2 separate regions of the Homo sapiens genome follow, and region 1 is linked to region 2. Evidence: chromatin contacts called from ENCODE Hi-C data. All regions are on one chromosome and are shown on one strand. Each heading gives the region's core, a stretch centred on a gene start or an enhancer-like site at or near the end of the contact. The rest is flanking DNA. Distances are from core to core; before and after follow the strand shown. Region 1 holds the start of CBLB (Cbl proto-oncogene B). Region 2 holds the start of ZBTB11 (zinc finger and BTB domain containing 11).

What was found. A loop is a pair of places that touch in the nucleus more often than their neighbours do. Pooled maps may share reads with other maps.
Region 1: a loop to region 2 is called in a map of CD8-positive, alpha-beta T cell, with 34 times the contacts of the local background. The contact joins the promoter of CBLB here to the promoter of ZBTB11 in region 2. A Hi-C loop is called at or near these places in 3 of 168 maps with a recorded cell type or tissue (CD4-positive, alpha-beta memory T cell, CD8-positive, alpha-beta T cell and sigmoid colon) and 11 of 50 pooled maps.

Annotation. Positions count from the first base shown.
Region 1 is chr3:105,866,541-105,872,507 of GRCh38, reverse strand. It overlaps CBLB (Cbl proto-oncogene B), which reads left to right and starts at 3,496. Exons shown (of 19, transcript NM_170662.5): 1 at 3,496-3,772; 2 at 4,917-5,098. The coding sequence starts at 4,931. RefSeq lists a silencer at 3,298-3,527 and enhancers at 5,285-5,374, 5,495-5,544, 5,575-5,624.
Region 2 is chr3:101,673,008-101,678,768 of GRCh38, reverse strand. ZBTB11 (zinc finger and BTB domain containing 11) reads left to right here and starts at 1,637. Exons shown (of 11, transcript NM_014415.4): 1 at 1,637-2,164. The coding sequence starts at 1,855. It overlaps LOC124906262 (endogenous retrovirus group K member 5 Gag polyprotein), which reads right to left and starts at 2,324. Exons shown (of 3, transcript XM_047449415.1): 1 at 531-2,324. It overlaps ZBTB11-AS1 (ZBTB11 antisense RNA 1), which reads right to left and starts at 2,339. Exons shown (of 1, transcript NR_024407.1): 1 at 1-2,339. RefSeq lists enhancers at 1,945-2,499, 4,393-4,893 and a silencer at 2,216-2,585.

The DNA of each region.
Region 1 (5,967 bases), core at 2,247-4,746, 4.2 Mb before region 2:
GGTATTCTGTTTTTGTGTTAGGATCGTCACTGTAAATCTACTTAATAGTAAAAATAAAATCTTGCTTGGAATTGTGAATTAAATGAATTCTCCATTGTGCAGAAACAGGAACAGCATTATATTTTGTATGTAATACTCTTAAACAGTCAATTCATTTATTCAATTAATATTTTTGAGCTATTATGGGTTACATAAGTTATGGAGGGGCTTTGTTATTTAGTCAACTCATGTCCAATATCACAGGGGTCAGTTGTGAATTTGGAAAAAATAGAAGAAAAGAAAAATTAAAGCAAATGACAAAAGTCTAAATATTTTCCTCAAATAATTGTCTTTTTTTTCCTTAATGTCTTGTGTTTACAGACTGGAATTTAAGCCGCATTTTTCTAGATGGCACCAGCCTATTGGTACATATATTAATGTCAAACAGTAATGCTCAAATTACACGGGTTCACAGCTGTTTCTACATAATTTCTTAAGTATTCTTGCCACGAAGTCTCCCCCTCTTTTCTGGGAGACCTGGGGGAAGGGTCTCACATGTCCTTATGACCGGTTTGCTCACATTACTCACTTACTAGCCACCCTTGTGCTTACAAGATCCTTCATGTAGGAGCGCCACCATTCTGTCTTATGTCAGGATCTTCCAGTAGAACACTGCTGTCCCGTAATAAGGCCATATACATGTTCTTTCTAGGTTACAATTTCCCACACTGCTAACTGATGCTGCATTCACTTTAAACTGCACCCTACTGGGGACTGACTTGTTCTATAGAAATGAGGTGACTGTTTCTCTAGCCAACTCTGTCAGCTTGAAGTACTACTGCTTATGTCCTAAAATCTCTTATGGAAACATTTCTTTGTCTTCTTATTTATAGTCCTGAAGCATGCATCTTTTATTGTGCTTTATCTCTTGTGTCTCTACTGGAGGCACCCGGGGTTTGAAGTTTTATCCCAGCAGTTATTTATTCCCCGTGCACATTTACTTTTTCTAATAATTGGCAGGGAGGACTTCTACTGCTCCATCAGTTTATGAGAGAAAACCAAACTGAATCCGAGTTTCAGCTCAACTGGGAACCCTGCTACACCAGAACTTAACCTGGATTCCAGATTGCTTGATAAAATAGCTAGTTGATGATAAGCTATAATTTCTTGACCACACACACACACACACACACACATGCGTACATATGTACATACAGCAGTTCCCTTCATCCACAGGATATGCTCAAACCCACAGTGCATGCTTGAAATCTCAGAAAATACTGAACGCTATATATACTATGAGTATTCCAATACATACATACCTATGATAAGTTTATGAAGTAGTCACAGTAAGAGATTAATAACAATAACTATTAATAAAATAATAACAATATGCTGTAATACAAGTTATATAAATGTGGTATTTTTCTCTCTCTCAAAATATCTTTTTGTACTATACTCACCTATTTTCAAACCCTGGTTGTCCACAGGTAACTAGAACCAAGGAAAGTGAGATGGCAAATAAGTGGTAAGGGATGCTACCGTATCTCACATACATATATTTCAAAATACGTCAAACCATACACCTCAAAACTTGTAATTTATATCAACATGATATGCTTGATACCATAGGCAATGCCATTTTCTCATTAACTCATCTCTTTCAGTTGCAAAACACCATATAAAAGGAATGGCACATGCTATAACATGTATTTTGGGTATTTTACATTTATCCAGATATGAATATAAGTAATATACTTAGTTATAATGTTCCCTTAAGCCACTGTTTTGCTACATGCTTCTACACATTAATTCTTTTAAAATTTATTTTAAAGGTAACACAGTTTTTTTCTTTTACAGTCTCCCCTTAGTAAATGTAGCTACTACGACTATGAGTAAAAGAGATATGGATGGGTGGAGGAGATATGGAGAGGCCAGCACTTTTGTAGATAAATGCAATGTGAAAACAAGGAACTACTCTTTAATTACTGGCACAGAAATAATGACAAGGAAACAAAATTACTTCCTGAATCACACTTTATCACCTGACTGGTTGCAAAGGCACATTTTTTTTCTGTTTTCGTCAAATTAAAATCTTAACCATGTAAATTCAAGGCTGTAAAGGAAAACTCAGGATCCTTCATAGTAATAATTACAGTATTAAAATTCTTAGTTGCTAGAAAGTGGTTAGAACCATTGAGAAACATTTTATCAGGTTACGTGGTTAGAGCAAGATTTGAAAAAACAAAATCAAAAACAAAAAACCCAATGTAAAATATCAGAACATCTGAGATGTCCAAGCTGAAAAGTGTAATAAACGCTATCAACTGTAGTGGAAAGAAAGTTCCAAAGTATGAAGTCCAGAGCAATTGTTGGTAGCATGAGTGGTGGGATTGAAGTAAACTGAAATAAATGGAAGGCATTTGTTTAACCTATGATATTGCTGAAAGACAAGTCCCAGCACAGTAGCTTTCTCCTTTAAAGACTAGCCAGATGTCGGCCTTTTTAAGAGCACAAAGAAGGGAGCCACAGAAAGAGGTAACAATGCTGGTAGAGAATGGCAGCTACAGTAAGGTTGTTTTTAAATGGATAGAAATCTATGTAAAGGTGACTCCGACAAAACACAGTAGCTGTCTCCTCCTCAGTCATTTAGGCAGAAACTTGCACTAAGTAAAAAGGTGCAAGGTATTTATCAGCAATTCCCATTATCTGGTACTTTTATTGCTTTGGCATGATTAGCAGAGACTGTTTGGCCAGCGTTGTCAACTATTTGCTTTTTCATCAGCCTGATGTTTGGTCTGCAATCCCTCTAAAACTAACAGCAAAAGAGAAACTCGGAAACTTGGGAAGTTTCAGTTGGCATTCAGATGTCACCCCAGCCTACTCTCTGTGAGATTTATTCTGCATTTTAGAAGCTCAGTGGCTGTTGCTCTTTTTGATAGCCAACAAGAAGCAACGTCATAGACCTGTTTGGCTGCTGTCCTGGGTAGAAGGGTTTGGCAGCCCTAGGGAGATGAATTTCTCCAGCGTTGGACCCGCCCAGAGCGGAGAAGCAACACCCTTCCAGCCACTACTCTGTTGCTATGAAACAAAAGACTAGGAAGGTAAGCGAAGCAGGAAGTCCCGCCTTTCAGCCCCAGATGGCTTTGGCTCCCGGTCCCGACGCTCACGCCCACCTGCCACCCCTTATTGGTTAGCTCCTTCGTGCCTTGCATCCCTTCGTCCATTTCCTTTCCCGTTTCCACTTTCGTTCCCGGGAGAGTCCAGGCCCCTCATTTCTCTCCGAGTCCAATTCCTTTCTGACGTGCTGCGAGCGGGCCTTCCTCTGGGGCCATTGTGTACTGTGGAGGACGTGGACGGGGCGGCAGCGCGAGGAGGACGGGCGCCTCCCGTCCATTGGCTGCACCCGCTGTCGGGCAGTGCGCGGTTGCGCGGCATTGGCTCAGCGGCGCCCGGCCCCGCCCCCGCCCCGCCCCGCCCCGAGCCTGGGTCCTGTGTGTGCCACAGGGGTGGGGTGTCCAGCGAGCGGTCTCCTCCTCCTGCTAGTGCTGCTGCGGCGTCCCGCGGCCTCCCCGAGTCGGGCGGGAGGGGAGAGCGGGTGTGGATTTGTCTTGACGGTAATTGTTGCGTTTCCACGTCTCGGAGGCCTGCGCGCTGGGTTGCTCCTTCTTCGGGAGCGAGCTGTTCTCAGCGATCCCACTCCCAGCCGGGGCTCCCCACACACACTGGGCTGCGTGCGTGTGGAGTGGGACCCGCGCACACGCGTGTCTCTGGACAGCTACGGCGCCGAAAGGCAAGAAGGGAAGGGGTCGCCGGGGAGGCTCCACACTTCTTGCCGGCCCGGGGGCCCGGGGTAGCCAGGCGCGGGCCAAGGAGGAAGAGGGGACAGCCCTGGCTCTCAGCTGCCTTTGCCGCCGCCGTCCAGTTTGAAGTGGGGCATTTAAAGACCAGAACCCGCAGGCCGGGGAGGAGGGAGAGGGCGTCCAGGCAGACGGCGGTGAGGACTGCAGCAGGCGGCCGGGAGGCGCGTCCACCCAGGCGCCGAGCCCACAGTGTCCCTCCCGCGCCCTAGACGGACGGTGCTGCGGGCACGGGAGGGACACTTTGTCCCCTCCCAGTCCACCTTCCTCCTGCAGCTCAGACCCGAGGGGCCGGGAAGGGGCCTGAGCAGGGAAGGGACACAGGCGTCCTGAAACAAAGCTTTGGGTTGAGGGCAGAGGCGAGGAGCCAGAGAAGTGAACTCCTCCTTTCCGTGGCCGCTCTTGTCATTTTTCTCTTTTCTCTTTTCAAATGGGCTATTTGTGTGTTAATTTCATTTGGTTCTTGGGAATAACGACTCACCGCGTTGATTTAAAGAAAGGTGTTCGTGTGTCCGTACTTGGTGGTTTTAGTGTGGGACATGCCCTGCGCTTTTGTTGACAACAGAGCTGTCCCTTACGTTTGTGTAGGATAATCTTTATGTTTATGTAACTTGGAGAAATCTAACAGAGTGAAAGTGAAGTTTCTGCGTAAGGCTCCCAAAATGTATGATAGGACCTTCAGTTGTTCTGGTATTTTGAATTGGAATTAAGGCAGGAGGGGAAGAACATTCTGTTTTTATCTAGGTGGGGGAAACCTGTTTAAGTTTTGTTTGTTCTTTTTTTTTTTTTTATGAGTTGAGTATTAGTTCAGCCTTAGCTACTTGAAACGTGAGCAGGATGCATCTTTAACTCTTAGTATTGTAAAAGCAAATCTAGGATCACTGCTCTTAAAACTACTGTGTGTAAAGATTGAGAGTGTAAATTCACAAGCTTATTGATAAAGATGAATCCGGAACTTTTGGTTTTGCTCTAATCGATGGAGGAAGATGCAGTGGTACAAGTTAGTCTCTAGTTTTCTGGTGGGTAAATATTTTCAAAACCAACTAACTTTTCTTTTTTTAAATCTGCCTTTTAAAGAACTAAAATTCCAGATGGCAAACTCAATGAATGGCAGAAACCCTGGTGGTCGAGGAGGAAATCCCCGAAAAGGTCGAATTTTGGGTATTATTGATGCTATTCAGGATGCAGTTGGACCCCCTAAGCAAGCTGCCGCAGATCGCAGGACCGTGGAGAAGACTTGGAAGCTCATGGACAAAGTGGTAAGTTCTGTCTGACGTTGCCTGTGCGAAACACTATTCACTTTGTCTGTGGTTTCTCCAGATTTATTTATACTGTTAATTAATACCAACCATTGTTATGGCAACAATCTTTTGATTTCAATTCATCATTTTTCTTCAACTCTGTGTTTTTTGAAAAGTTGGATTCAAAGACTTTTTTGTTTTTTAACCTTTCATCCTTTCTACTCTTTAAGGTTCAGAGTTCCTCTACATGACTCAGTATGTAAAGTTTTACCATTGGCTGCTTTTTGTTGGTGTATGGCCATAGAATGCTTGGAAGTGTTTGTTCTGTCTTCTGTGAGGTTGTGTTGCTCTTAGATAACAAAAGAGTACCAGCAGGTTATTTAAGTCTTTGACCACTCATGACAATCATCTGGTATGATACTGAAAATATTTACTGGGGAAAGAAACAGATTAGTTCTTAAGTGAAGAAGCAGTAGTTGAGGGAGTTTCCATTTTCATCTTTGAGAATTCATCTTCATTAAGAAACTTTTTTTGTTGTTAATGGGAGAGTTAACAGTTTCTTTCATCTACTATTCCATTTTGAAACAGGAAACCTTTCGATGGCACATTGTTTATTGTGAAAGGAAAATTTATGTTGGGGGTGGTGAGGCTGAGAGTATCAGAAACCTCTGTGGTTTCTGCATGTTGCTTTCAGACAAACTATAATTTCACAAGAAGAAATCATGATGGGTGTCAGTATCCAGAGAAGTCAATCTGAATACCTTACAGAGATTTACTCAGAAACTGTAGCTGTCAGTATCCTACCTTACTAAGTATGATTATAAAATAAATTTAAGATGTAGCTTGCTGCTTTGCAAAAATTAATAATTCTTTTTTTTGAAGCAGTA
Region 2 (5,761 bases), core at 388-2,887:
AATATCAATTAACTTAAAATGTTTAGTTTTTTTATTTTTTTGAGACGGAGTCTCCCTCTGTCACCCAGGCTGGAATGCAGTGGCACAATCTCGGCTCGCTACAACCTCTGCTTCCCGGGTTCAAGCGATCCTCCTGCCTCAGCCTCCCGAGTAGCTGGGACTTCAGGCCCAGTAGAGACAGGGTTTCACCATGTTAGCCAGGATGGTCTCCATCTCCTGACCTCGTGATTTGCCCGCCTCGGCCTCCCAAAGTGCTGGGATTACAGGCGTGAGTCACCGCGCCCGGCCAAAATATTTAAAGACAGTATGACAGGAGAGTGGGGTTGGCCTGACACGTAGACCAGCCTCCTGGGTTCGCAGAGGGTGCATTTGGTCTTCTGCTCTCACTGCCCGACCCCATGGGGGAAAGAGGTGCATCTCCATTTTTAAATTCCTCCTTTGAGCTATAGTGGCAAACTCAGCAACTAAGTAGATCCCAAGCCTGGTAGTTTCTTTTTTCTTCTGGGCCTTGAGAGCTCATGTCCCCGCACCTGGAATCTTTCAAGGATGTCCGGGCCATCCGGGAATTACTGCGTGTGCACACACACAAAAACACGCCCCTAACACCAGAGGCTGGCTGTATGATTCTGTTTTCGAGCCTACTGTATTCACCTGTCTGCCCGTCAGCTACTTCTAGGAGCGTCAAAGGGCCTCACCCAGAGACTACAGACCCTCCGGTGGAGAAGTGTACTAGGCCGTGTCTGCAGCTGGAGCCCTCGGCCTGAAATGTTCTGGCTTTAGCAAAGCGGCGACAGTGTCCAACCCCAGTCCCCGAGGAGGGATGTCAGCCCTGGGCCCCTGTGAGCGCTGCAGATTCGTCCCAGGAAAGGGTGACCGGGGTCGCTGCTCCGGGATTACCAGCTAAATACCTGTATTAGCATCCTCAGCACGCACTGGGAGACGCAGCTCAAGTCCGCTCCCCTTCTTGCACCCTCATATATATTTGGTGCAAAATGGAGAACCTTTTCCCCTACGTTTGTGTAAAAATATATGTAAATAAAGCCTTAAAATAGTGTTACCGACCCCCTTTTCCACTCGCAATAACATTGACTATAAATGCTGATAATTCCAAAAGAATCTCGACTCTTCCTTGAGTAGTCTGGAGCTAGCAGGTGCAAGTTTAGAAACAATAACTCATCACTGAGGGAGGCACTGAAAATTTTATAACTGTTAACTGGAATCTAAATTTCCATGTAAATGGGCTGTCTCTGGTCCCGTGTCAAGAGACTAATATTTTTCCAGAAGCCTGAAAATATGCTTTTATGATGTTGGGAGTCTCAAACGTAAAAACGGACTCCTAACCCTCTGGATGTTTCGGCTGAACTCTCAACTGTCCACCAGCTCCCCCTACACGTGGCTCCTTAGAAAGCGTGGAAAAGGGAAAAATGAAAAGAGAAACTGCCAGGACTTAAGATGTCTGCTTAAAGACTCCCTCGAACTGCAGTGAAGGGTCCTACCCGCTTCCAAAATGTCCACCCGCATTCCTGACGTCACTGGATCGGCTCCATCAAGCCAGAAAACGAGAGTGCGCTCCAATCAGGGCTCAGTCCCCGCCCTTGCCTTGCGTCACTTCCGGTGGTGCAGCAGCCATTTTGTCAGTCGCCAGCGGATCCCGCGCGCTGGAGAAGTGCAGTTCCCCCTGGTTACCAACTCGCCCGCTTTTCCTTCGGACTAAGGGAGCCGTCGAAGAGCGCTCGCCAAAGGCGCAGCCGTTTCTCCCTACGGTGCCGCCGCTCCTCCTGCAGCCGCCCGTAGGTAGCGGGCCGTTTTCCTCACCTGTCCCTGACAGGCGCCCTCAGGGAGCCGCGGTCCGCGATGTCAAGCGAGGAAAGCTACCGGGCCATCCTGCGTTACCTGACGAACGAGCGCGAGCCGTATGCGCCGGGCACCGAGGGCAATGTCAAGCGTAAAATCCGAAAAGCTGCCGCCTGCTACGTGGTGCGCGGCGGGACTCTGTATTACCAGCGGCGGCAGCGGCACCGCAAGACCTTCGCGGAGCTGGAGGTGGTGCTGCAGCCGGAGCGACGCCGGGACCTCATCGAGGCGGCGCACCTGGGTCCCGGCGGCACTCACCACACCCGGCATCAGACCTGGCACTACTTGTCCAAGACGTACTGGTGGCGAGGTGAGACCTAGCCCGCGGCGAGGGGGCGGGCTGGCGACTCGTTGCCTGGGCAAGGCTCGCTGGCGAGGCCTATGCGTACCCACGAGTCGGAGGGTCTCGGACGCCTCTGGGCGGCGGAGCTGCTGCCAGGCGGAGCCGAGAGGGTGGGGGACGCGAAAGGAGCCGCACTTCCCACAGGAAGGAGGCCGGCGAAGCTGGGGGCGGGCCCTGGCCCTGGGTGGGACCAAGGGGGCTTCCCCGGAGGCCGGGCCAGCCGCGGGGAGGGGCCGGACGCCTGGGCTGCGCCAGGTCCGCCTCCTTGGGCGGCCCCTTGAGGCTGTAGGCCCCGGCCCTCTGGAGGTGGCGTGTGGCTCGCGGCAGTGGAGGCTGCGGGGTGCACGTTTTCGACTGTGCTGACGTTTGGAAGGGGGGACGAGTCACCCGAAGCCGGGTCTCCCGTTTCTTTAGTGCTGCGCTTGGGTTTTGGCGAGCGAGTATGAGCTGCTCTGGACACATTCGCTAGTGTTCCTCAAATTTTGCCGCTGCTGCGTAAATAAGGAATAATACAATTATTTGCAGAAGTGATAAGGAGTGATTGAGAAATCGCCTTGAGCGTTTTTTTTTAAGAACAAGAAGTAAATGTAAAAGATATCAGTTACTGTTTTTGTTGTTTGGTTTTGCGGGGGCGGGGTGTTTGAGTAGACACGGGTCTCGCCTCGTTCCCCAAGCTGGTCTCCATCTGGCCTCAAGCCATCCTCCCGCCTCGGCCTCCCAAAGTGTTGGGATTTCAGGCATGAGCCACGGCGCCCAGCTTGATATTCGTAACTCTGAATGTTTTAATAATCTTTCCCCTAATGATGTGAAAAACGCGTTTGGGAACTGTGTAGCATTGTATATACGCAGAAAAGGTACGATTACTGTGACTTTTTGATTGTCAAAAAATACAGCTCTGAAGTTACTTGACTCCTTGGGAACCAGTTGTAAGGGAGGATAGCAAGTGTCCTTGGCTTCTTAACCATCTTCACTCTCCACAGTTAATGAATATTCAAACTGTCAGAATTAGTTAATAGTTTATAGTCCCATTTAAGAAATTTTGTTAGGAACAGTGCTGTCACTCTCCAATATGGCTACAGAAAAGTTATTTCATTCAAATCTTGGTTACTTCGTCTGTGAATAACGAAATTACTGAATAGTTTCTAAAGTTCTTTTCGGTTTATAAACATCATCAAGTTTATTCGTTTACGAACTATTGGATAATCAAATTCTTCCATTTATTTTCCACTTTAAACCAATATCTGAATTAAATTCCTGTAAGGACAGACAAATGCGAAGATTAAATTATGAGGTAATGAAGTAATCAGTGCATTTTGTTTGGATGGGTTTGGGTAGACATTAGTTTGTTGAACAAATGTCTCAGATTTAATACTTCAGGATTTGTTAAAGATGATAATTGTAACTATAGGTAACATTGATCAAGCTTGTATATGCAGGATGTAGTCGTTAGCCCTTGACATTTATTTAACCTTCATAAAACCTTAATACTTATCTCCCTTTTTTGGAGACAGAGCGTAGGGGGTCTTGCTTGGTGCAGTGACAACGATCACAGCTCACTGTAGCCTCGACCTCCTAGGCTCAGATGATCCTCCCTTTTCAGCCTCTATCTGTTTTACAGATGAAAAAACTAAAAGCACTAGGATGTTAAATAACACAACAAAAGTCACACAGCTGACCTTTGTGATCTCACACTTTTCTTAACCCAGTGTTATGTGGTATTTTGTGTTCAGAATTTTTCTTTTTCTAAGTTCATTATCTGTGAGTGATTCTAATCCAGTTGTTTTTTTTTTAATTTTTAGTGTGCAGTGTCTTAAAAGGCAAAAACCTGAGACGATGTTTATTTATTTATTTATTTATTTTATTTATTTATTTATTGAGACAGAGTCACTCTGTTGCCCAGGCTGGAGTGCAGTGGCGCGATATCGGCTCACTGCAACTCCACCTCCCGGGTTCAAGCGATTCTGGTGCCTCAGTCTCCAGAGTAGCTGGGATTACACCACGCCCAGCTAATTTTTCTATTTTTAGTAGCGACGGGGTTTCACCATGTTGGCCAGGCTGGGCTCGAACTCCTGAGCTCAGATGATCTGCTCACCTCGACCTCCCAAAGCGCTGGGATTACGGGTGTAAGCCACAGCGCCCGGCCAATACAACCTCTTTTGGTCTCTAAATCTACACTCATATAAATGCTTTTTTGATAAAGTTATATTTAACTCGAACCCATTGTTCCTTTCTTTCTTTTCTTCTCTTTTTTTCTTTGAGACAGAGTCTTGTTCTGTCACCCAGGCCGGAGCACAGTGGCGCGATCTCGGCTCACTGCAGCCTTCGCCTCCCAGGCTCACGTGATTCTGGTGCCTCAGCCTCCGGAGTAGCTGGGACTACAGGCGCGTGCCTCCACACCTAGCTAATTTTTGTTTTGCTCTGTTGGCCAGGCTTGTCTCGAACTTCTTACCTCAAATGATCCGCCCACCTCAGCCTCCCAAAGTGTGTGAGCCACGCCCCAAGCCCCATTGTTTATGTTCTGCAAAAAAAAAAAAAAACAGTCTCTGTGAATCCATAAATTTGACAAATTCCTAGGTTAAACAGGTTTCTTCACCGTAGAAGTCAGAGGTTCTAATAATAAATGTCAATTGCATATAGCTAAAATTTTTCTGAATTTATGACTTCAGTGTATACTTTTATAATCAGTGTGGGACATAATACAATTTGGAAAATATTGCTTGAATACTATTTGAAGATTGAAAGTATAAGGAACTTGGTGGCCAGGCAAGGTGGCTCATGCCCGTCATCCCAGCACTTTGGGAGGCCAAGGCGGGCAGATCACTTGAGGTCAGGAGTTTGAGACCAGCCTGGCAAAAATAGTGAAACCCCATCTCTACTAAAAATACAAAAAATTAGCCAGGTGTGGTGGCGGGCGCCTGTAATCCCAGCTACTCGGGAGGCTGAGGTGGGAGTATCACTTGAACCCAGGAGGCGGAGGTTGCAGTGAGCCGGGATCCCACCACTGCACTCCAGCCTGGGCAACAGAGAGAGACTCCATTTCAAAAAAAAAAAAGTGTAAGGAGCTTTGTATAATTCGACATTTTAAAACACTTTTCAGGAATATTCTCTATACCATACCTCTATCATTTTACCTCATAACCTTTTCATTTGTACTTATTTGAAGATTTGGGGGTAACTTTCTGCCCTAGGAATGGACAAGCGTGCTCTTGTGTAAGTAGAATAATATACCGAAAATCCCATGACTTCTGGAGGCCTAGCTCTGCCATTTTACTAGATGTGACTTTGGACAAGCTACATACCTCTTAGGGCTTTATTTTCCTCTTGTATAGAATGGGAATTAATTGTTCTCTTACAAGGATGATAGTGGGATGTGTGTACATATACATAAAGCCTTGTCCCTGCCTCCTCACCCCTACCCTAGCATGCTGGGAGCTGGAAGTTGAAATTCAAAATCTTTTGTGAGTGGCTTGTATATAATCAACTTTTGTTAGATTGTGTATGCTTTTATTTCACACAACCCTAAAATCTCATAACTTTCAAAAACAAAAGATTTATTTTAAACTT